Regions from separate parts of the Mus musculus genome. Here all the other regions are linked to region 1. The links are chromatin loops, found by intact Hi-C in ENCODE. Cell type or tissue: left cerebral cortex. All regions are shown on one strand. Region 1 has its middle 93 kb from the start of Gm31711. Region 2 has its middle 400 kb from the start of Gm31711. Region 3 has its middle 280 kb from the start of Gm31711.

Region 1 (8,000 bases):
CTCAATGAAACTAATGATACACTACTGAAGATAACTGGCTTGGACTAAGGGGAGAAATCAGTTTAAAAAATTAAAATCTTCTACAATAGAGAGAAAATGAAAAAACAAAACACCCCAAATCTTCAAGATACCCTAAAGTTAGTCTTGCAAGGAAAACTTATACCACCAAATATGTACATATAAGAGGAAAAATGAGATATGTCTCAAATAGCAAATTAACAACCACATGATATAACTGAAAGCTTTGGGGGAAAAAGAAAAAAACAACATTTCCCAAAACAGAGAGTCCAAATCAGAGCTGAAATTAACAAACTAATCTTTTTTAAAAATCAATAAAATTAATAATTTTTTTTAAAAAATTTACAAGTTTGATAAACTTTCATTCAAAATATCCAAAAGAGAGAGACAGAGAAGATATGTATTTCTAAAAACAAAGACACAAAGAGGGGAATTAAAACAAATACTGAAGGTATTCAGAAAGTCATAAGGTTATATTTTAAAAGTTAAAGTCCTCTGATTCTTAGTTAAAGAATCTAAGTATATGGGTTTCTATAATTATGATATATTAAAGATAAACCAAGATAAATTAATAGATTAAATAAAACTATGGTACCCAGTAAGACAGAACAGTAACTAAAAGTATACCAAGAAAAAAAATTCCTAGGACCATATGGTTTTGGTACAGAATTCAACAAGACCTAAAAGGAAAATAAACATCAAAACTCCTCAAGTTATTCTGCAAAACGTTTTTAAATCCAAATTAATTTTATGAAACTAATATAGTCTTGATATCAAAACCAGAGTAAAGATCCAATATAAAAAGAAAAGTCTAGGTCAATATCTCTAATGAAAATGAAGGCAAAGATAACCAATAAAATACCTGAAAGCTGAATACAAGTACACCTCAAAAGACTACTCACCATGATCAAGTATTCATCTCTGACATCATTACAGAGATGCAAGAATTGTTCAGCATTCACAAATCAGTAAACATAAACAACCTTGTAAATATACTCAAAGGTGGACACCGCATTACTATGTTACTTAATACAGAAAGGACCTGTGACATAACTTAAAATATCTTCATGATAGAGAATTTTAGAACAAAAGGAACATATCACAACATAAAGAAGTCAATATGCAGTAAGCACACAGCCAACATCATCCTAAATGAAGAAAATCCGAATTTCTACTAAAACCAGAAATAAGGCAGGAACATCAAAACTTCCACACTTAGTTCAATATAGTACTTGAAGGCATAGCTAAAGCAGTAGGATGAGTGAAGGAGATGAAGGGAATCTTTTTAGGAAAGGAAGGAATTAAAGTATTTTTATCTGTAGATAAGTCAATTCTGTACATAGAAGACCCTAAAAATCCTACCAGAAAACCTCAATAGCCGGTGAACGCATTTAGCCATGTAGCAAAATACAAAATTAATGCACAAAAGATCAGATCTTATGCACAAATGATGAACACGCTGAGAGAGGACCAAGGAAACATCACCATTCACAATAGCCTAAGAGATAACTTGAAAGAAAACTGAGGAAGTGAAAGACTTGTACAATGAAAACTTTAAGACACTGACAAAAGAAACGGAAGAAGACATTGAAAGATAGAAACTCTTCCCACACTAATGGATCCATAGGATGAATATTGCTAAAATGACCATCATGCCAATAGCAATCTACAGATTTAAATCGATCCCCCTCAAAATTCTGATGTAATTCTCCAAAATAATCAAACAAATATTAAATTATATTTGTGTTAGTTAACTTTGTGTTTTGTGATAAAACACTATAATGAGGGCATTCTATAGAGAAAAATGATTGTATGGACTCAGAAGAATAAGATTATCATGGCAGGGAATCATGACAGCCAGTGACAGACACAGCAGGAGGTACAGAAAGGAGGGGGTTCATGTTTTGAACTTCAAGCATGAGGGATAGAGAGCAAACTAGAATCAGTTAAGGATATTTACTACCAAAACCTTTCCCCCAGTGAAGCACTTCAACCAGCAAGTCTGCACCACCTACACTTATAAAAATAGTACCACCAACTGGTGAACACGTATTTAAATGCCCAAGACTATGAAGACATTTTTCATTCAAAGCCAACACAATATGGAAACACAAAAATCCATTTATTGGGAACAACACTGAACAATTAAACACAAGTAAATTAATGAAACAAGTGAAACTGCAACAGGGATCATCAGACCAGATTTTGGGTTAAATTATTCAGGCATAGTAATAAAAACACTATGATAATAGCATAAAAGTAGACATATTGATCACTGGAATAGAATTGAGTACCCACACATAATCCCATTCTTCTACAGCCACCTAGATTTTGACAAAGAAGCCAAAACTGCCCATCAGAGAAGAGACATTATCTCCAACAAGTCATGCTGGTCCAACTGGATAACAATATATAGCATAATGAAACTCCCAAATTTTCAGTCAGCATGCACAAAAGTGGATTCCAAATGGGCCAAGAACCTCAACCCAAGACCACACACTGAATCGGATAGAGGGAAAAGTAGAGAATACACTTGAACTCATCTGCATAGGTAAGGACTTTCTGAACAAGAACCCCTGAAGCACAGGCATAAGACCAACACTTAGTAAATGAAACCTCATAAGAAGATACTGAACAGCAAAATGATGCCATTATTTCAGTGAAGAGTTGCAGACAGAATGGGGAAAAAGCTTTAGAGCTATACATCTGACAAAGGGTTAGTATCTAGTACATACAAAAGTAAAAATCTAAATACTGAGAAAACAAACAATCCAATTAAAAAATGGGACATGTAGCTAAACAGGGAGTTCTCAAAAGATGAAATACAAATGGCTGAGAAACATTTTTAAAAATGTTCAGAATCCTTAACCATCAGGGAAATGCAAATTAGAACTACTTTTAGATTTTATCTTACCCCATTCAGAATGGCTAAGATCCAAAAACAAATGACTACAAATACTGGCGTGGATGTAGAGAAAAGACATACACTTATTCACTGCTTGTGGGAGTGCAAAAACTAGTGAAGCCACTATGGAAATCAGTCTGGAGGTTCCTCAAAAAGCTAGAAATAGACCTGCCACATGATCTAGCTATAGCACTATTAAGCATATGCCCAAAGGACTCTACATGTTACTAAGGAGATATCTTGATCATCTAAGTCTGTTGTTACTCTGTTCACAATAACGAGGAAATGGGAACAATCTTAATGTTCACCAACTGATGAATGGATAACGAACATCTGGTACTTTTACAAAATGAACTAGCATTTAGCTATTAAGAAAAATGGAGTTATGAAATTTACAGCTAAATGGATGGAACCGGGAATAATTATTGTGAGTGCAGTAGCCCAGACCCAGAAGACAAGTGTAGCATGTCTTTTCTTATTTGTGGATATTACCTTTGACTCTTCATATATTTGTGTTTCATCTGGAATGCCCATAGTGCTTTCACAAAGGGGAGATAAATACAATATGATAAGGATTAATGGGGACTAAAAGGACAATAAAGGCTTAAATTGAGATAAGGCATAGGAAGGCTGGGTAGATGGAATACAGAGAGGAGTAACTAACTCTAAAGACATTTTGAAATTGTCACATGGAAGACTACTACTATAGAAGCTTCACAAAATATGTACATACCCATATATAAGCCCTTTGGTTTAAATGACAACCACCTCTTCACTAGAATGATGTTGTCCGTTGCTGTAAGAAGCATTTTAGTTTCATGAAATTCTGTTTATTAAATGCTGATCATATGCCTATGCTACTGGGATCCTGTTCTGAAAGTCGTTTCCTAAACCAAAGGGTTCAAATGTAGTCTCTACTTATTGACTGCCATACATCCAGGAGTATACAGGCAGCACAAATTGGACTGGATTGACTTTGAAAAAAGAATACAATTTGATAAATCAGGGAGATATTTGGAAAAAGTGTGATATGATCAAAGTGTATATGATATTCTCTAAAAACTTATAAAACTGTAAAAAATACATTTAAAGTTGAAATTGTTTAACAAAACTGTATTTCAATTACTTGGGCAATATGCATATGTATTAGGGTTTATAGTAGTCAAAATATTTGAAGTGGTATATATTGATCCATGAATATTACATAATTCATGAAGTACAGTACAGACTGTAGTCATCAAATGAATCTGAACTCTTTTCATGTACAAAATAGAAAACATTCATAATACACACACACATACACACACACACCAAGGACCTTGGCAGCAGAAGAGTTAATAAAAGTTTGTTTTGTGCAGTGTTTTGTATACAAAACATACTTGTACAGCAGCAAGTGTCTAGAATATATTGAGTCACCTATACCTCACATAAATTTCCAAATACAACTATAACTGACATGAAGTAACATTTATTTATTTGTTTGTTTGTCTATTTATTTATTTAAAAGATTTATTTATTTAAAAGATTTATTTATTTAAAAGATTTATTTATTTATTTATTTATTTATTTATTTATTCTATGTAAGTACACCTTAGCTGTCTTTAGACACCCCAGAAGAGGGAGTCAGATCTCGTTACGGATGGTTGTGAGCCACCATGTGGTTGCTGGGATTTGAACTCAGGATCTTCGGAAGAGCAGTCGGGTGCTCTTACCTGCTGAGCCATCTCATCAGCCCCCTGAAGTAACATTTATATCCATCTATTTTAATTAAGGAAGTGCTCTTTTGTTTGTTTGTTTGTTTGTTTGGGTTTTTTTGAGACAGGGTTTCTCTGTGTAGGCCCTGGCTGTCCTGGAACTCACTTTGTAGACCAGGCTGGCCTTGAACTCAGAAATCTGCCTGCCTCTGCCTCCCAAGTGCTGGGATTAAAGGCGTGTGCCACCACCGCCCGGCAAGGCAGTGCTTTTCAAGAACTTGAGTGTGAAACAATGTAAGAATGCTTTCCAACTTTAGCCATAACTTTAAAAGTTTCATAGTTCTCTTACCCTTAAAGTATACATCTAACATTCTGAGTCTATTCACAGGTGTCATGGCATTCAAGAAATTCATGCTGCATGGGCTTGTCACAGCAGCAAGGAGATTATAAATCAGAAAGTGAGGATGCGTAATTTAACTAGCTTTGTTTATTCACCTAAATTAGTATCAGCAGTTTTTTATTTAGACAGCCCATTCCTTCCATAAGTAGTTAAGTTCTGACTTTACAATATGAGGGTTTTTTAATAATAATAATAATAATAAGCTTCTGTAAGGCAAAGGACACTGTCAATAGAACAAAATGGCAACCTTCAGAGTGGGAAAAGATTTTTACAACCATACATTCGATAGAAGACTAATATCCAATATATACAAAGAACTCAAGAAGTTAGACTCTAGAGAAACAAATAACCCTATTAAAAATGGGGTACAGAGCTAAACAAAGAAAAAAATAAATCAGAGGGGAAAACTGAGGAATCTCAAATGCCCAAGAAGCACCTAAAGAAGTGTTCGACATCCTTAGATATCAGGGAAATGTAAATCAAACAACCCTGAGATTCCACCTCACACTAGTCAGAATGGCTACGATCAAAAACTCAGTTGACAGTAGATGCTAGCGAGGATGTGGAGAAAGAAGAACACTCCTCCATATGACAATTATTTATAGTAATCATATAACACTACTAATTTAGGCATAGATATGACAATCAAGATGGCTTTTCATGAATAAAGTTTGAAAAGCATTGAATTTTTAAAATAGGATATTTTTGTAAGCTGAGTAAAATATAGTTATGTTTGTAAGCATATGTGTAAAATCTTACATATGCATATATACACATAAATGAATGACTATTAAATTAAATGTGAATAGTAATAAGGTGTGTGGGGGTGCATATGTGTTTGTGCATGCATGTGCATAGGTATACATGGGTGTGCTTGCCAACAATGGTATGTATGTAAGCTGATATCCTTGAAATGGTTGTCTCTTGTCTCCAACTTGTTTATGTCTATCCTCCTTTCAAGAATGGAATGAACATAAGACATCATAAAAAGAAAAATAAATATTTTTCCCATGGAAATAGCCCTTTCAAGAGGAGAATAAGAACTAAGGACCTTGATGACAAGAAGTCAATTGAGAGAGGTTGTATTGAGGCTGCCCATCTTCAGCAGGCATTACTAAGAAGTTAGCAATACTAAGATAGTATTGCTGTACTATAATCCCGGAGGGCTTTATCATGCCAGTCAAAACCAGTCCTTCAAGAGAAAAGCATAGGCTCCTGGTAGCTGAGACAGGTGTGACTCTTTTCTCCTGTAGTCACTAGCTGAGCCCTGGAAGCTGGAGCTAAAGAATTCCCTGCCTGGGGCAGAAACTTCAGCTGCAGGAAGCTTCAACTCTGAGTCTTGCTGCAGGAACTTTCAGGGAGATACCTTATTCTTGCATAGAGTTTTGTAGAAACAAGATGGGGAAGCCTCAAGCATGCCCCAGCTTATTGACAAATTATCTTGGCTTTGATTGGTTGAATGATGGCATGCACTAAGGTGAAGCTGAAGACCAGTCAAGGAAGCACTGTCAAACCAGCTGTTTCTGGTTGTTGTGGTAATTTTTAAGGGCTTCTTTCTACCTTTATTTCAGATTTCATCTTATTCTAGGCTCTGACTGTCAAAAGCCATAGCTTTCATCCAAGACACTGGGAGGTGTGTTTCTTTTGTAGCTCTTGCTGCTTCTTTGACAGCTGGCAAATGTTTGTTCTTTGTCCTGAGGTTGACTATCCTTCCCCTCACACAGCCCAGAAACAGGCACGACACTCAGCATAGGCTGTCCCTTCTTACCCCTATATCACTGGGATGTCAGCCATCTTGGCATCCTAAGCCCTACTTGACCTTCTTTGGCTTTCTTCAGCCTGACTTGTTCTAAAGCTATTTCACTCCAGTCATCAACACATAACCACCCTCCTTTCTCTATCTCTTTGCCTACTGTATGCTTGTCTTACAAGGACACTGTTAGGTTCAGTTCCTGCCTCACTCCTGAATGGCCTCATGTTACCATTTTAGCATAATTACATTAATAAGGATTCCTTTACAAATAAGCACACCATCACACCTTCAAAGGTTAGTGCTTCAGCACTGCTGGGAGTCGGGCATGGGGGAGGCAGCAAACAGTTGCACTCATTCCATATGCATTCAGGCAATAAGCTTGGTATAGACATGGATTCAGATTGATAATCAGAATCAATAATAGGAAGTGTTATGGTGTCTGTTGTATTTATTCAGTTATGCAAAATGTATTATATATACACTTATATTTATATTTATATAAATAAATAAATATATATCCCAGTTATTATATCAGGCTTGGGAATGGACAGGAAGAAAAAGAGTTCAGAGGCTTAATAAAAATGTATTGTTGTTCTGATTCCTTAATAAGAACAACAAACAAGATTAACAACATCATTAGCTTACAACACCTCTTGGGAGTAGATTCACAGTCCAGGGTGTAAGTTCATCATAATCAGTTAATTCCTTATTTGAATAAATTAAATTTGGAATATCAGTAAGGTTGTAGAAGGTATTTGCTTTGGTAATAATATAATAGTAATTCTATTAGAATAGTAGTATAGTAGTAGCAGTAGTAGTAGTAGTAGAAGTAGTAGTAATAGAATAATTGTAACATTATTAGAATTTCACTAAGAATGCTGGCATTTGATGGTTGGATACATGGACAAAATAAAAGTATCAAGTGAATTTAAATATTTGTTTCAGTACTGAATATGTGTTGATTATGTGTAACTTAAAAAGATCTTCAAAACCTAAAATGTGAAAAGTGAATTAAAGTACATGTATAAGATATTTTATGTATTAAAGAAAAATACTTCATTAAGGTAATTAAAAATCTACAAGATAATAGACATTTTATCAGAACAAGTAAATATTCCAATAAGATATTTTAAATTTTATTGACCATATGCAATTTTTGTTTATTCTGAAGTGTTTGGGATTGAAGGAACCAGTTGCTGGCTCCTGCTCATGTCCACTTGATTTAGAAAA
Region 2 (8,000 bases), 300 kb before region 1:
ACTGGATTAAAAAGAGTTGTTTAGCATACAGTGAGTACTGAAAGTGTTACAGATTATTCTTATTTCAAGCCTTCCGTTGAAAAGTCATAATCACATCTGTTTGAATAACTTGACCACAGTCTCACAGTCAAACCGAGTCAGCATCAGACTAGAAGCCAAAGTTCTTAGCATTTGTATAATCTGCCTTTTAGATAAGCAAGTCCCTAGACAGACTGATTTTCTGAGCAAGTCACTGCCCACCTGTTGGGTGGATCCAGCTTGGATTCCCCTAGTGCCAGGCGGCTGCCTGAATCGTGACGAGAACATGTTGATCACTGTTGGACCTGTGCCTAGCCCACCCAGCAGAAACCTCCCCGCCAGCCTCTGCAACAAGGACAGCTCTCTGCTCAGTTCCAACCTATAGAGCTAGGCTGGTGTCAGCGTTATTCCCTGGGCCAGGCCTGTCTGGCTTCAGGTAGGATGTTATGACTCAGGAGAGAATTCAGAGTTCCCATAATTTTTTTTTTTTATGTAATGTCTGTTGCAGGGTCAACATTATACTCACACAAAGGAGGGGATAAGGGAATAAAGAAAGGCAGAAAGGAAAGCTTGTGTTTACCATCAGCATTATGAAGCCAACAGGAAATGGCTCAGGGTATATTAACTACCATCCTACCCTGAGTAAGAGGGAGAGATGACCTCCTTGAGTGACTAAAGAGTTAATCATGCCCCAGGTGGGAGTTTATTGACTAGTTTCATATTGTATTTTGAAGAATTCCCTTTGTTTCACAGCAGCAAACCACTTCTGTGCTTATGTCTATTTTTAATATCCTGGAACGCAAGGCTTTACCCATTATTCTCTTTAACTGTGGGTTTTTCCGACCCTCGGGTAGATTTATACGTCTAGCTGAATGATTACTCAGTGAGCCTTTACTGAAGGATGTTCTGTTCCAAGAATGACACATTTCTTTGGGGATGACTTTCAACCTAACAGAGGTGGGTGGGAGGTCAGGGGAAGCCCCTACCCAGGAGAAAATACCTTCTTTGTGTGCTTGAAGAAAAAAACAGTCGGATGATGAACAGCCTGATTTGGGGGCTGTGTGTGGGTGAGCCACTCCAGTGAAGTTGTCCTCAACGCTCCCTCATAAGAAGAGATGATGAATTTAATGAGCCGAATTCTGACAAGCCTTAAAGCCAAAGACAATTAGAAAAAGAATAACTCGAATTCTTACTAGTTATGAAATCAATTTCATTTGAAGGAAATTGTACATGTATATTCCTTTACAGTGTATTGTATTTAGATCACCATTATATATGAAATCACACTGCAATTTGTGCACCTAAGAAGAGATGCTGCCTGAAGGCAGAAGGCCATGGTCATACCCTGCTGTAAATATCCTCTTCTAGAGTACTACCATGGTTGTTCACAATGGATACTGGAGTACCTACGACTCTAAGAAATCCTACAATAAGGATGTTTTCAGCTTCATTGATCTCAGTAGTCCAAATGCAACCATGACCTCCCTCTTCCCACCTGAACACTTACAGAAATCCCCAAGATTCAGTGCTCCATTGATCATTGGTGATATGCTCTAATGTAAGAGGCTCTTCATAATACTAATGCCTAAATGCTTTGTTATTATTTAAGAAGTGCGTTAAGGTGCTCTGTGGTGCTCCTTATAGCACCCTAAATGACACTAAAACTTTGATTTCAAAGGAGGTTATTTAAGAAGTGTCTTCACTAAAACCTATGTCTGTTGAATGTGGTAAATGATAGGCTGCATCAAGTCATTACTGAGTCAATAGCAAATTAGCCTTGGTTGTCTGGGAAAAAATGAATTTTAAAGATGTTTCTAACTAGAGTGTTATATCAAGCTCTGGTTACACCCCTCCCCCCCAGCTCTACACTCTCTGTGCTGCATTCCACATTGCTCTGACCCACCTTTTTAATTTCCACAATAAAGGGTCTCCATCCTTCCAACCTCATTCTCTTCTACTTCCCAACACACTGTTTTTACCATTACACAAGTTTCTTAGGCCTTTCTGGTCCCATGGCAACTGCTGGAAATATTCAACTTTCTCCCTGGTACTAATGCATAATATACCAAGACCCTAAATACTTATCTACACTTATAGAAATTAATAAAGATACACATCATCAATAAGAAGAAAATATTATAAGGATTTCCAGTCCTGTCAGTGATCTATTTTTTAATCCCACAAACTGTTTATTCTCTAGAAATTCACAAAAAATCCTAAATTATATACAATACTCTCAGATACCATTTCACGTCTCACAATTTAACAATAATATTTTCCCCCTTAATTTGATGGGATAATTGTTTTGTACCAGCAACTCTCAATAACATTTCAAGTTCCATCAGAGACAGGTAGGCAGTTTTTCTCCTTCCGGCTCCCTCATCCACAGAACACAAGCAAGTCCCTTACATTTTTTTCTATAATGAAAATGAATACAAGCTAAATTGCAACTCATTTCTAATAATGTATTAGTTTTATAACATTTTGGAATGACACTGGGTATGATAGAATTAAGCAGTTTCTGCTTCGATTGTTTTTCATGTTTTTCCATTCCAAGATTCTATCATGAAATGAAACTCTGCCTCCATTTGTAAGTGTCATCCATTAAGGAGGAAGAAAGAATGTCTTAGGTAATATAGATCCACTAAATGGTACTTTCCAGAAGGATGATAAACCAGATGATCTAAAGACACAGGAATGTATATACCGAGCCCCTGCGAGTTCCCATGCCTGCTACAGCATTCTATTCATTCACCATACTTTTCTGAAGGTGTGAACTATGAGTTCTTTCTGAAGAAAAAAAAATACCATTACATGATGTGTGATTGAGCCTCTGATAAAGAGTGCAGATGTGATATCATCCATACCCTTCAGGGCAGGATGTCAAATGACTGTATTGCACCAGAAAGTAAAACACTATGGATCGTGAAATGACAGTCCTGGACTCACTTTTATCTACATTAACCACCATTAACCAGATAGTTAATTAGTAATTTATAAAACCTGGGGGGCGGGGGCTGATTTGTTATCATTATCACCTTACACATATAGAATATTTCAAATTAGAAATATATTTATCTAAAAATAGTTCTTCATGAGTCCCACAGTTTCCATTGAGAATGGGAAGGCACAGAATGTGATTGCCTTCACTGAGTCAAAAGAAATTCAGGTGTTCATACCTTATAAAAAGTCTGCATACATGTTAAGAATAGAAAAAAACATTTTAAAATATAATATTTAATAATAAAAGTAATAATATTTTTGTTATTGTAAATTGTTAGGGTGTCTACAATACCCAAGCAAGTTTTAGTGACCTATAAAACGTGCGGTAAATGATCCTTCCAGTGTCTGCTCAGCCTTCACCCAGCATTCAGAAACCTAGACAGAGAGTTGGAAGTGAGGTAGGCCGAGAACTGCCACTGTACTAACTCTCAGCCACCTCCAAGAACTGAAGGCCAGAAAGCAAAAGCACTGATGTGTGCCTCTAATTAGGAGTAAAGAGATCATAGCTCACTGGTCTCCCAAGAGCCTCACCAAACTAGTTCATCCAGTATTAAGCCAACTTATATGGAAAACACTACAAAAGGGAAAATGATACCTAATATTTTTAGACAGAAACTTGAGGATACTTTGAGTCACCAACTACCTTATCCTCCAAATGAGTCTGACTTTAAGAGAGTGTGCTGCTCATATGTAATGCTGAAAGGGTATAAAGATATTGTTTAAGTTGTAGTTTGGAGAGTAGCTTATAAAGATATTCTTAGGGCACTTAAAAGAAAGCTTGGGACACAGGAAGGTTTGCAAAGATAAAATGAAGAATATATCCTTAGAAGGATTTATCAGTATCATATATTAAAAATTACCACCTTCCCTTGAACTCCAGCCAGGCTTGAGAAAGATAGCCCAGCGAGAAGTCTTCCGTGTACACAGGACTGAAGCAGCCTGGTTCTTTTCACACATGTGTTACTGGGGAAGCCTGACTTTGCCTCCACCAGGCCTTTCCTCTCCTCCCCAACTGTGATTAGTCACTAGCTGTTTAAAACTGAAACGTTCATTTTAAATACTACAAAAATGTGGCACGGAGCACAGGCAAGGCATCTGTTCCAGCAAAATGTTATGTTTTGATCATTTTCAAAAATGATTTTTCTGTTTTTAAAGAAAGTGTGTGGACATGGGGATGAGTCAGTCAGTGTGAGGGGTACTGTATGCTGGGTTATTTTGAAAGCTGCAAAATTTAAAAATACATGGAAAAAAATAATTTTCCTTAAATATTATTTCAAATTTATTCTTTGACTTAGTATTTTTTCTTTTTTAATCTATCCATAGCCTCAGACTCATTGCCAGAGTAAAAATGTAGCCTCCCTGAAGGCTTCTGTAGAATCTTCATCATATGGAACCCACGATATGGGCCTCCAATAGTATTTGTGGGCTTAAGTAGTCTGTAAGAGAAAGAACTGTATAAGAAGTTAGTTTATTCAGATAAATATTTGCATTTCTTCTTAAAACAGTATCAGGTCATTTGATATTTCCAAAAAGCAATGTGTTTCTTCAGTAGTGCTTCCACCAATTATAAGTACATCTTTTACTTATGTGAAATTTTACAAAAAGAAAGAAAAGGAAGAAAAATGAAAGAAAAAAACAAAAAGTATCAGAATGTCGAGGTTTCATATCCTCGACTTTATATGTCGACTTTCTAAAATAAAGTGCTGTTGGTTTCTTTCTAAAATAAAGTGCTGTTGGTTTCTTAACATTGGTTGACATCCTTCCCAATGTGTGCTTTTTTCTGCAGCATTAGAATACTTGTAAGCTTGCTGTCATGCATGGTAAGGCTAGATTTGGTAGCATGTCTCTTAATTTCTCTTCTGTTTTTATTTAATTTACCTCTCCTTTAGTGTTGCAGTACTCTCTTTGTGTGAATTCTCAAAAGTAAACTGTAGTAGCTGCTCTCTGTGAATACGCATGTGTAGCTTTGTTCTTACTTGCTCATTTTGATATACTACTTAGCAAGGAACCCCAAATTCCTGTAGAAAATAGACATGAACTGAGCTTGTTGGGCTTTCCAAAGCAAATCATCTGAATTGGGTGTCTGTCTTTATCTGAAAAGAAAAGAATGAAAACCATCTACTCTCTCATGGTTTACTGGATTCTGTGATGTCAGAAATCTGCATTTGCACAGCATGTATGAGTTAGAGTTTATAATACCACCATATTGATCAAGCAAGATCAGAACAGTCACTCCACCAACTATTTTTATGTTGATCTGTTCATTTTGGCCATCCAAAGCAGCACAATCAATTGGACTAACCATTTGAGATACAATTTGGCTAGTAAGAAAGCCAAAACACCAGATTGGCTTCTTTTTTTAATTGGTGTTTTTCACGATATGAAAATATTGGGTGAAAATGAAAAAACTGAGTCAAAGATCCAGATGTTTGATCCGCCTGTTGCCAAATAGCCACACATTTTGTAGCATTCACATTTGCAACTGAATTTCTCAGTTTTCACCAGAAAGGCTGTCATCATATAGATATAGTCTAAGAGGAACTGTAAACATGTAACGGATATGGTCCCAAGAAAAGGATCTCTTTTACCCAAGATGACAGTTGCTTGTGCATCTGCTGTTTTCTTCTCACTAGACAGTTTTCTGGACAGAAAGGGGACAGCGTCCATTGTTCAAAACCTATACCATTCTCTTTATCTAGACTCAATTCTACCTTGAAAGAAGTTGAATTATAGTCATGACAAGAACTGTTTCTTTCCTGAACTGGTCTACTATATAACTCAGATAAAGATTCAAAAGCTGTGCCTCCAAAAATGACAAGGTAGAACCCAGAACCATTTCTTCAGCATTGGCTGATTCATTACATTCTGACCAGGGCTTCTTCTAAGCACTGGAATAGTGTATGTAATGCTCTTCTGCATATCCTAAATCCAGGTGTTAATAGAGTACATTTCAAGTGAGCTTATCAAAAATAGAGTTTTGCCTTTGGAGTAGATCCTGAGAGTAAGACCTTTAAATTAGAAATGCTGCTATATTCCTACTTTTTGATGACTAACATTTGTTTACTTAGCTTCTTCTACATCCAGGCACACATTAATTCAAAGTCACAACCATAGAGTGTATTGGCTGTGATTTTTTTCTTTTCTTCTGCTTGGATTTACTCCTCTTGAAATATCACATTTTAATTATGTGCATAGCAATGACTTCATTGCTTCTTAACTCAGCAGCCAACTCATTTTCCCCCAATGGTATGATGACCTGTCCTGTGGGAGAAACCCATCTGTTTATGTTCTTTAAGCCTTATCTACACAAGGAACAGGTTTTATGTTTTGAAACCATCTTTCCTCATTTCATTGCTTGCTGCTTGCCTAGAAAGGCAAATGAGGGAAGCAGAAAGAAATCTCTTCATTCAATAGGCATTTATATCAAAACCAACAAGCAAATGCCCTAGTATAAATAACATTGCCTAATATTTGCCAGAGGTCATGTATTTTTTCCATGTAATTATTAATTCTCATTGCAAAATACATTTATATACTAATGTATCACATAGATTCATATATACATGTACAATTTAGCAAAGGTTTCAGTATATGAAACTATAAATATAGTTGTATTTTTTAGGGTTATATATAAAAAGAAATTAAATATCTGGCTCTTGATAATGTGTACATATGAAGAAAAGCCATTCTTATAGACTAGTTTTCTGTCTGATGATAGCATTAGGTTATACAAGGAAGTAATCCTGCCTGTCTGGCATGAATTCTGTCTTGACAGTAAACATGGGATGAAAGGTGCTTAATGTCTTTTTAAAAAGTTCTGTACTGTCGACTTTTACAAGTGATCAAGGGAGATCCTTATCACCTGTCATCACTTACTCCTAAGAGGAAAATTTGTTCCAGAAAAATGCAGTATTCATGTGCAGACTGTTTTGCTCATCTACATAGTTTCTGAAATGATCTATCATAAGTGGATGGGTTTCATTGGTGATACCCCATTTAACTGGAAAGCAGAGGGTAAACTACAATGATGTAACATTTCTGATTTGTAGCCAGAGAAATTATAAATTTTGGGCCTAGAATATAGCAGGGGAATGCCTAAACAAGCACACTTCTCAGCCTATAGGGGAGGCAAATTTGTATAGGGACAATGGCAAGAACTGGTTTACAAACAGTAGGTTATTAAACAACTAAGTAGAGATCCAATCAGATGCAAAGTGTTGACTCTATGTGTTGTCAAGTTAGCAAACCCCTAGTATGCTAGCTTACTTGTTTAAAATTTACCATGAGAAAGAACAAGGGTTGGATTTTTCTCTTTCTGGTTCCAAGCTCAAAGGTCTCAGGAAGAGCTTCTTTAGTAGAATTTTGAGAAGGACTCTTTGCTGTTCCACTCAAGGATGACTAATTATGGGGAAAAACATAGACATTATCTCAGGTTGAATTAAAGCTTTTTCCAAGGACAACTGATGGTGGGTGAGGGGTATCTGAATTCTGAGATTAAAGTGGAGAATTTCCCAGCAGGCACTTGTATGCCAGCCTATCCTTGTCCATATGATAACACATCCTTGCTATATTCTATGTCTACAGTGCACCACAGTAAGACCCACGCCCATATTTTTATAGAAATATGTTACCAATCACGGTAACATGCATGAATTGTTTGTGTAAGTGGCTAGTGTCCTATGAACAGTGGATTTTGCAAGAGCTTCTTTTTATGGTATTATTTTTATTAAAAATATTTTGTGGCAAATTATATTATACTAGTTAAGAATTATCAATAAATCAATATTTGGTAGGTCGCAAACAATACCGGCCTTTCAGTCACTATTTCTGGATCAACTCTGACATTCTATAGGGCAGACAGGTTTATTCTAAAATAAATTAGTATTAAACCTGTGTCCGAGAAACTGGCTTTTAAGTTTAGAAAATATTGTATGTAATCCACACAATGACTCTGAACTGGATGTGATCATAATTTATAA
Region 3 (8,000 bases), 190 kb before region 1:
ACAGAGTCAGAGAGACAGAGACAGAGAGACAGGCAGAGAGAGAGAGACAGACAGACAGACAGAGAGAGAGAGAGAGAGAGAGAGAGAGACCATGGAGGAAAGCTGCTTAGTGGCATATTCTATGTGGCTTACCCTTCCTACTTTCTTATGCACCCCAGAACTCCCTACAATGTCCTGGGCCTTCACACATCAATCACTAAATACCATAAAATTCCCCATATTCAATGCCAATCACATTCAGGCATTTTCTCAGTAGAGGTACTCTTGTCCCAAATGACTCCAAATCTGTGTCAAGTGGATGACAAAAAAATTTGATCCATTGTCAACTTTTAATGTGAGGAGCGGGTGTGGCAGCAGTCCCAAGATGGTGCCCGGGACTGCAGCTAAGTCTTATGACTTACAACTGACTTCCCCATACACCTGAAAATAAGCCACAACCATCGTGAGAGCTGCACAGGTGCACCAGGAAGCTGGCGGTGTAAACAAGTCCATATTTGGTGGAGACATGCCCCTGCCGCCCTGATTGGCTGAAGCTGCATGCCTGGTGAGGTGACGTGGCCTGCCGTGAGTGGGTGGGGGCTGAGAGTATATAAGCAGACCTCCCTGGGTTCCCAGGGTCCCCGTGTAGCAGCATCAAGGCATTCCTGCAATAAAGGCTATTGAGAAGAATCCGACCGTGTTGTGTCTTCCTTGCTGGTCGAGGTGGGCGCAACATTTTACCACAACTATGTCACTGTTAAACTATAACCTTTCCTTTTCTTTTCATCCCCACAGTCTCACGTTATATTAATATGGTAATATAAACATTCTAATTTTTAAAAGTCCCATATTGTTTAAAAATTCAAACACTATATGTTCAGTCTCTTTAATTATCTATTATTTATTATTTAATTAAAGATCAAAGCATGTAAAAATATCTAAAGTCTCACCAACATTCTCAAATCTCTTGAAAATTTCAAAGTCTTCCAATTGTTATCCTTTAAAATAAAAATCAAGTTAATATTTTTTTTTCAAGAGAGGAATCTAGGACCTAGTCACAATACAATTAAAAAAACCTAAAGTCCAGCTGTATAACATCAGACTTCTGGGATTCCCAGTTGTGTAGGATCTAAAGGGCTTGATTGCAGCACGTCTGTGGTTTATAATAGACTTGGGTTGGTTTCACTCCATAACTACTGTTATTCTTGGTGGTTGTTCCATGATATTAGCATCTAACAATATATGGGTCTCCCCTGCTGTAACTGGGTTGCACATTGACCTGTAGACATTCTAGGACTGTTTTCAGCTACAGCTGACCAGCCACAGATTCTGTCTGTCTGTCTGTCTGTCTGTCTGTCTGTCTGTCTGTCTGTATATGCTTGCTCATTTTTGAGACCCTGTCTATTTAGCCCCAGATATCCTGAACTCACTAGATAGACCAGGTTGGCCTTGATCTCCCAGCTCTACCTACCTCTGGCTCCCACCACACATTAAAAACATTTGCCACCACACCTGGTTAGATTCTTAATTTAAAATTACATATGAATGGCCCAAGTAGAGTTTTTGTTTCCCTCTGAATATCATAAGCCAGGCCTCTTTTGTCTGAATTTCTCTCAGTATTCTCTCTCAAGATCCTGCAAAACAATCCTCTGAGCACTAAGCACTGAGCACTCAGTAGCTTTTATAACCCATAGCTCAAATTACCACTATAATTCTCCCCAAAACACAGGGTCAGGTCTCAGCAATCCAAATTATTGGTATTAATTTCTTTTTTAGTTGGGATTTCTATTACTATCATAAAACAAAATGAACAAAAGTAATGGGGAGAAAGTGATTTCAGCTTGAAGCTCCACATCACAGTTTATCACTGATGGAAATCAAGGCAATAACTCAGACAGGTCAGGAACCAGAGGCAGAAACTGATACAAAGGCTGTGAAGAAGTGAAGCTTCTGGCTCGATCCTCATGATATGCTCAGCATGATTTCATACATACCCCCAGATATAAAGAGACTTACCATGGCAAGCCAATGCCTCAAAGGCCTTGTCTCTCCCAGATCAACCACTAATCCAAAAATCCCCACCATGGGCAAGTTTGGTGGGGGCATTTTTTAAACTGATGCTCTTTCTTCCCAATTAGCATGTATCACGAAGAATACATAAACCAACTTGCACACACATATATTTGTGGAGTCAAAAATGCTTTTTCTCTGAAACCACATAAATGGGGCCAAAGTGTGTTCTTCCTCATCTCAGTACTCCAAGGCATTGTCACATGCAGTGTAATAGCTTAATTTTACTCATCTTCTGGGTGGGTTAAGGAATAGAGGGACAGTAAACTACTGTTTCTGGGTTTGTCTGAAGACATTCCTGGAGGAGATACACAGTTGGATTAGCAAAGAAATTAAAGAAACTCATCCTTATCAGTGTGGCTAAGTGCTTGTCAGTGCTGGCAATTACAGAGCACTCAGGGCAAATGAGTCCACACTCTCTTTTGGAGCTGTGACATCTATTTATCCTCTTCTGTCCTGTGATATAAGGGCTCTAAGTTCTTGGGCCTTCCTGGCCGAAGAATGGGACCCATTTCTTAGTGGTTAGGCCTCATACTAGGAGTTACATCATCAGCTTCCATGATGTCCAGTCTTGTGAACCACTCAGTACTCTCCAATCTGAGATTTCTCAGCATCCATAATTTTATCAGCTGTGGCTCCACTTTTCTGCTTCTTTCCTTGTGGTGTCCAGGTGCTGCAGTACACCAAACAGGGAAGAATGGAGCTGAACTGAGTTCCATGGTCCATGGGAGTAGAGCTAGGGACTGGGGCAGAAGTTTGTCCCGGATATCTCAGTGTGACATCTCTTGAATGTTGCAGCTCTTTTAGAGGATGTTCAGTGAAACAGCTCTCTCAGACAGTATTCAACAAAACAGCTTGTGTGCATATACTTTATTCTGTGTGAACCAAGGGTTACATAGTTTTGTGGACGTGGGTGAGAAAATCTAGGCTGGGCCGAAGGCTAAGCTATTGCGATGCCTCATTAGCATGGGGAGGCATTCCAGGGATCTCAGGTGCAGCTTTGCCAGATGTTTGCCGGATGTTCCTCAGGTAGTCAGGGTAGCATCCAGGATTCCCAGGTAGAGAAGAGAAATCCCTAAAGACAAAGGGAGTTCACCATTTTGCACCAAGCTCAGGGCTTTCTGGTAATGTCAGGTTTTGATCTTAGCAGCAGGGTTTCCCAACCATCAGAAAATTTCCACAATAAATTCTGTCATCATATATCTATGTGCATTCCTGTGGTTTATTTTCTCAAAAGACTTTAAGACACATTTAAAAATCTTATTTATTAAGAAAACAGTTTGATCAGGAAGGTTATATATTCCAGTTTGCCCAGCACAACCCTAAATCCTAGAGTAATTCTCCAGAGCTCAGCATTATACTTCTGAAAGTGTCCTGGTCCAATCCATTATTGATTATTCAACTGAGAACAATCTGAAGAAAGACTGCAGATTTATTCCTTCAGCACATCAAGTAGGTCAATCAAATTCTAAGCCTTGTTACTTTTTTTTCCATTTATAAAACAGAATCAGAAAAATAACATCTTTATCAGATGGCGATAAGAATTACATACATTGATTATTAGGCTATTAAAACTAGTGGCTTCTTGAGTAAATAAATACAAATTGTTATCTCAAACACCTTGGTATGTTTTCCTGATTTAAAATAGCCTGAAAGCCTGTCTTTCCCCACATAAGTAATGCCTATAATCCCCCTAGCACATGCTTCTGCCACCTCACCGATCGTCCCTGTTGGTTCATCCTTCATCCCTTTCCTTCTGTCAGAGGGGCAACTCCATGCCTCCTTGTCCAGATCTAGCTTTAAAGATGCCACTTTTGAAAGAAACTCCATCATTGCCCACTAATTTAAAACTGAGTTTTGAAAATAGCTTATGGTTAGAATTCACAGGAAGTCACATCCGTCGCTCTGGGATTGCCAAGAAGAAAAGTGCTGGAACTTTTCCTAATCTGTCTTCTGTTCCTTTGTGAGTGGGTGTTCATACTCACATAGCCTGCATCATGGCCAGGAAGGTTTACCTCTGGAGGGGAGGTTAGATGGGAAGGCAGGGAGACTCTCGCTGGGAGCAGACGCCAGTGTGGAGGTGGCAGGATGGTCCTGCATATCAGAGCTCCTGCTGAGAGGGAGATGGATAGCTGTGGAAAGGATGCTTTAATTGACTCCAGCACTGTAGTCCTCGTGGAGAACAGAAAACTATTATTTAAACAGATGGCAAGCCTGCCCATCCATAACCAGGCATTTAATGAGATAAGCCAGAACAGGCAGGGTTGTAGGTGTGTGAGTCCAGACCATTTTGGAAGACATCAACTTAATTGCATTTCTATTTTTGTGAAATCTGTTCCCAGATGCCCACCTTGCCCTCTATACTACCTTCCCTCTTTCCCTTTATTTTTGTCTTTCCCATCTTTCTGGTTTGAGGGTCATAACTAGGTGGACATTTTGTTCTATCCATTTTACCAAATGGAGATGGACCTGGGAAAGCTTTGGGAAGCTAATGATGGATAGGGTTTGGATTTGGATTTCTGCCCAGCTTTTTGTGAATATTTTTTTTTCTTCCAGAAATTGGAATTGTAACCTCTCGTCCATAGCACCTCCCTTTTTCAGTTTGAAAATGTAATATATAAAATGAAACAGTCAAGTATTTAGAGGCTGACCCTTAGTAGGTGTTTCTTAAGCCTTTGATCAGAAATATCCTTCAAGGGCTCCTCTGAGGACTTTTTTCTCATCAGCTAGTGCTATCTGGGGAAGCTGGGGAAGCTAGTCAAAATTTGTTTCTATGATTGTGCATCTGACTGTTACAGCATGACTCTGGCCCTGATACTATTTTCTGCTTCCTGACCCATAACATGTGAACAACTAGCTTTCCATTCTCCCACTGTATGACTCAGCTGTAACACAGAGTCTGATTGCAATCATGGTCTGAAATTTTAAAGTCTTGAACCAAAATACACCCTGCCTACCTTAAGCTTTTCTTCCAAGTGTTTTAGCAAAGAGGAAAGACTCCAGTGCAATCCTCAATTTGAAAACACTAAGCTGTTTGTTTTGTTCTGTTTGGGTTATTTACTTACCTACTGATTGGCTTTTTGAGCCTCCCAAATGCTAAGGCAGTGCTCTACCATTAAGATACTGCGGTGGTTTGAATGGGAATGGAATCCATAGGCTTCTATGTATGAATGTTGGTTCCTACTTGGTGAAACTGTTTGGGAAGGATTAGGAGGTGTGCCCTTTTGTGGGACAGTTAAAGGCAGCCTGGTTTCTGGTTGAGTTAGGTTTAAAACTCTGGTTTAAAACTCTCAGTAGGTGATCCTACAAGGGACAGTAGGCAGAACATGACCACAGATCTCCATTTTAATGAGGTACCTAAAGACTTGAAGGGCTTAGTCAATTAAGTTCTTCTTCCTAGACACTGCTCCCTGTAAAAGGTATTTAACCTCAGGCCCACCCTGAGAAAGTAGGGTACAGTTTCACTCATCACAACTCTCCACCATGATAATAAACGCTTTAAAATCGTGGACTGCCTCTTCTTCTCGGGATCCACTGTGGGGAACAATGGAGCAGGTTTTCCTCTGAAGAGCCACGTCTAATCTCCCAGACGAGGCCTCTCTGTGCTCCCAGCCATGGACTCCTGAGTCCAAGCTGCCCACTGACCAAGCCAAGGACACTCTCCTCCTTGAGAGATTCAGCCAGAGTTTTCTACTCCCCAGTTTCCCTTTGGCCCCAGGAAGATCCACTCCATTCTCATTTCTTCCATGGCATCCAGCAGCGTCTGGGATGCCCAAGAGTCAGCGAACCAACTGTCCCCATCCACTGCACAGGCTTGGGAACCCCGAGCCAATTCTGGCAGTCTCCAGGACCCCAGACTGTGCTCCCCCACCCCAGAACAGGGTCCTGCAACTTCTCACAGCCTGACATCCACTTGGCGTTGGCATAGGGTACACACAATCAAAACTCCCATATCCCGCGTCACCGAATGGTCCAAGGCCACCATTTTAACTCATACACTTTGGAGGAGTTGTGGACTTGGAGGTCTCAGAAGTCCACAGCATTCCCAGTAGCCACCCCTCTCCTCTTCTCCCCACTACTTTCTGTCTCATGTGCTTCCGTATAAGATGTAAGCTCTCATCAACTGTTCCAATGCCATCCCTGCCTTCTGATGCCCTGATTCCCAACGTGATAGTCATGGATTCATTCTCAGAAACATTAATCTATTCCCCAACTAAATGCCTTATCTCATAATGATCATGGTGTATCTTCACAGTAATAGAACAGTAATTAAGACAGTAACATTCAGGTCTTTACTTTTAGTTTTTTAACTTTAAAATTTTCTCAGATAGGTTTAGTTATAGTATTCAGGCTATCCTTGAACACATAGTGATTGATTGCCTTAACCTTTCAAGTGGCTGGGATTACAGGTCCACGCTACCATATCTAGCTCAGTTACTCTTAAAGGTGAAATTTAGTATCCCATCTGTAATAATTCTAAATTCATTGCAGGATTTTGATATCCTGAATATTTGAGATTATTGTGTAATATAATTTTAACATAGTCATGAAAACATTCCTTTTTTAGGTTTCTTTTCTTTTTTATTGGATATTTTACTTATTTACATTTCAAATGTTATACCCTTTACCAGTTTCCCCTCCAGAAACATCCTTTCCCATCTTCCCTCCCTCTGCTTCTATGAAGGTACTACACCACAAACCTACACACTCCCACCTCCATATCCTGGCATTCCCTAACATTGGAGCATCTAGCTTTTCAAGGACCAAGGGTCTCTCCTCCCATTGATGTCCTAAAAGGCTATACTCTTCTACATATGTGTATATAGCCATGGGTCGCTTCATGTGTACTCTTGGGTTGGTGGTTTACTCCCTGGGACCTACAGGGTGTCTGGTTGGTTGATATTGTTTTCCTATTTGTTGCAAACCCCATCAACTTCTTCAGTCCTTCCTCTAACTCAACCATTGGGGACACATTGCTCAGTCCAATGGTTGGATATGAGCATCTGTATATGTCAGGCTCTGGCAGAGCCTCTCAGGAGATAGCTGTATCAGGCTCCTGTCAGCAAATACTTCTTGGCCTCCACTGTAGTGTATGGGTTTGGTATCTGTATGTGGGATGCCACAAGTGGGACAGTTTCTGGATGGACTCTCTTTAGTCTCTGCTTCACATTTTGTCCCAGTATTTACTCCCTTGAGTATTGTTTTCCCCTTCTAAGAAGAACTGAAGCATCCACACTTTGGTCTTCCTCCTTCTCAAACTTCATTTGGTCTGTGAATTGTGTCTTGGGTATTCTGGGCTTTTGGGCAAATATCCACTTACCAGTGAGCCCAAACCTTGTGTGCTCCATTGTGACTGCTTACCTTGCTCAGCATGATATTTTCTCATTCCTATTTTCTCATTCCATTCATTTGCCTAAGAATTGCATGAAGTCATTGTTTTTAATAGCTGAGTAGTACTCTATTGTGTAAATGTACTACATTTTCTGTCTCAATTCCTCTGTTGAAGGACATCTGAGGTCTTTCCAGTGTCTGGCTATTATAAATAAGGCTGCCATGAACATAGTGGAGCATGTGTCCTTGTTATATATTGGAGCATATTTGAGTATATGACCAGGAGTGGTATAGCTGCGTCCATAGGTAGTACTATGTCCAATGTTGTGAGGAGCCTCCAGACTGACTTCCAGAGTGGTTGCACCAATTTGCACTCCTACCAAAAATGGAGGAGTGTTCCTCTTTCTCCACATCCTAGCCAGCATCTTCTGTCATCTGAGGTTCTGATCATAACCATTCTGACTTGTATGAAGTGGAATCTCAGGGTAATTTTGGTATGCATTTCCCAGATAACTAAGGATATTGAACATTTTGTTAGGTGCTTCTCGGCCATTTGATATTCCTCGGTTGAAAATTTTTTATTTTGCTCTGGACATTGTTTTTTAATAGGGTTACTTGGT

The links. Hi-C counts contacts between places; a loop is a spot of excess contacts. Peaks named below come from ENCODE experiments on the same cell type or tissue, not always from the same donor. Only the 100,000 strongest peaks of a DNase experiment are listed, where the experiment ranks them.
Region 2: it touches region 1 in a loop (10-fold over the local background); 3 of 42 quality-filtered maps call a loop at or near these places.
Region 3: a loop joins it to region 1, with 2.7 times the contacts of the local background. A loop is called at or near these places in 3 of 42 quality-filtered maps.

The regions. Positions count from the first base shown.
Region 1 is chr13:16,350,511-16,358,510 of GRCm38, reverse strand. No RefSeq gene overlaps it. Among named protein-coding and RNA genes, the nearest start is that of Gm31711, 93 kb to the right of the region's middle. In left cerebral cortex, no CTCF peak of the experiment used is centred here; DNase peaks (open chromatin) are centred at 2,036, 2,600 and 3,030.
Region 2 is chr13:16,652,382-16,660,381 of GRCm38, reverse strand. No RefSeq gene overlaps it. Among named protein-coding and RNA genes, the nearest start is that of Gm31711, 400 kb to the right of the region's middle. In left cerebral cortex, no CTCF peak of the experiment used is centred here; DNase peaks (open chromatin) are centred at 299, 1,060 and 4,081; H3K27ac peaks cover 968 bases.
Region 3 is chr13:16,540,028-16,548,027 of GRCm38, reverse strand. No RefSeq gene overlaps it. Among named protein-coding and RNA genes, the nearest start is that of Gm31711, 280 kb to the right of the region's middle. In left cerebral cortex, no CTCF peak of the experiment used is centred here; DNase peaks (open chromatin) are centred at 4,042, 4,499 and 4,895; H3K27ac peaks cover 727 bases.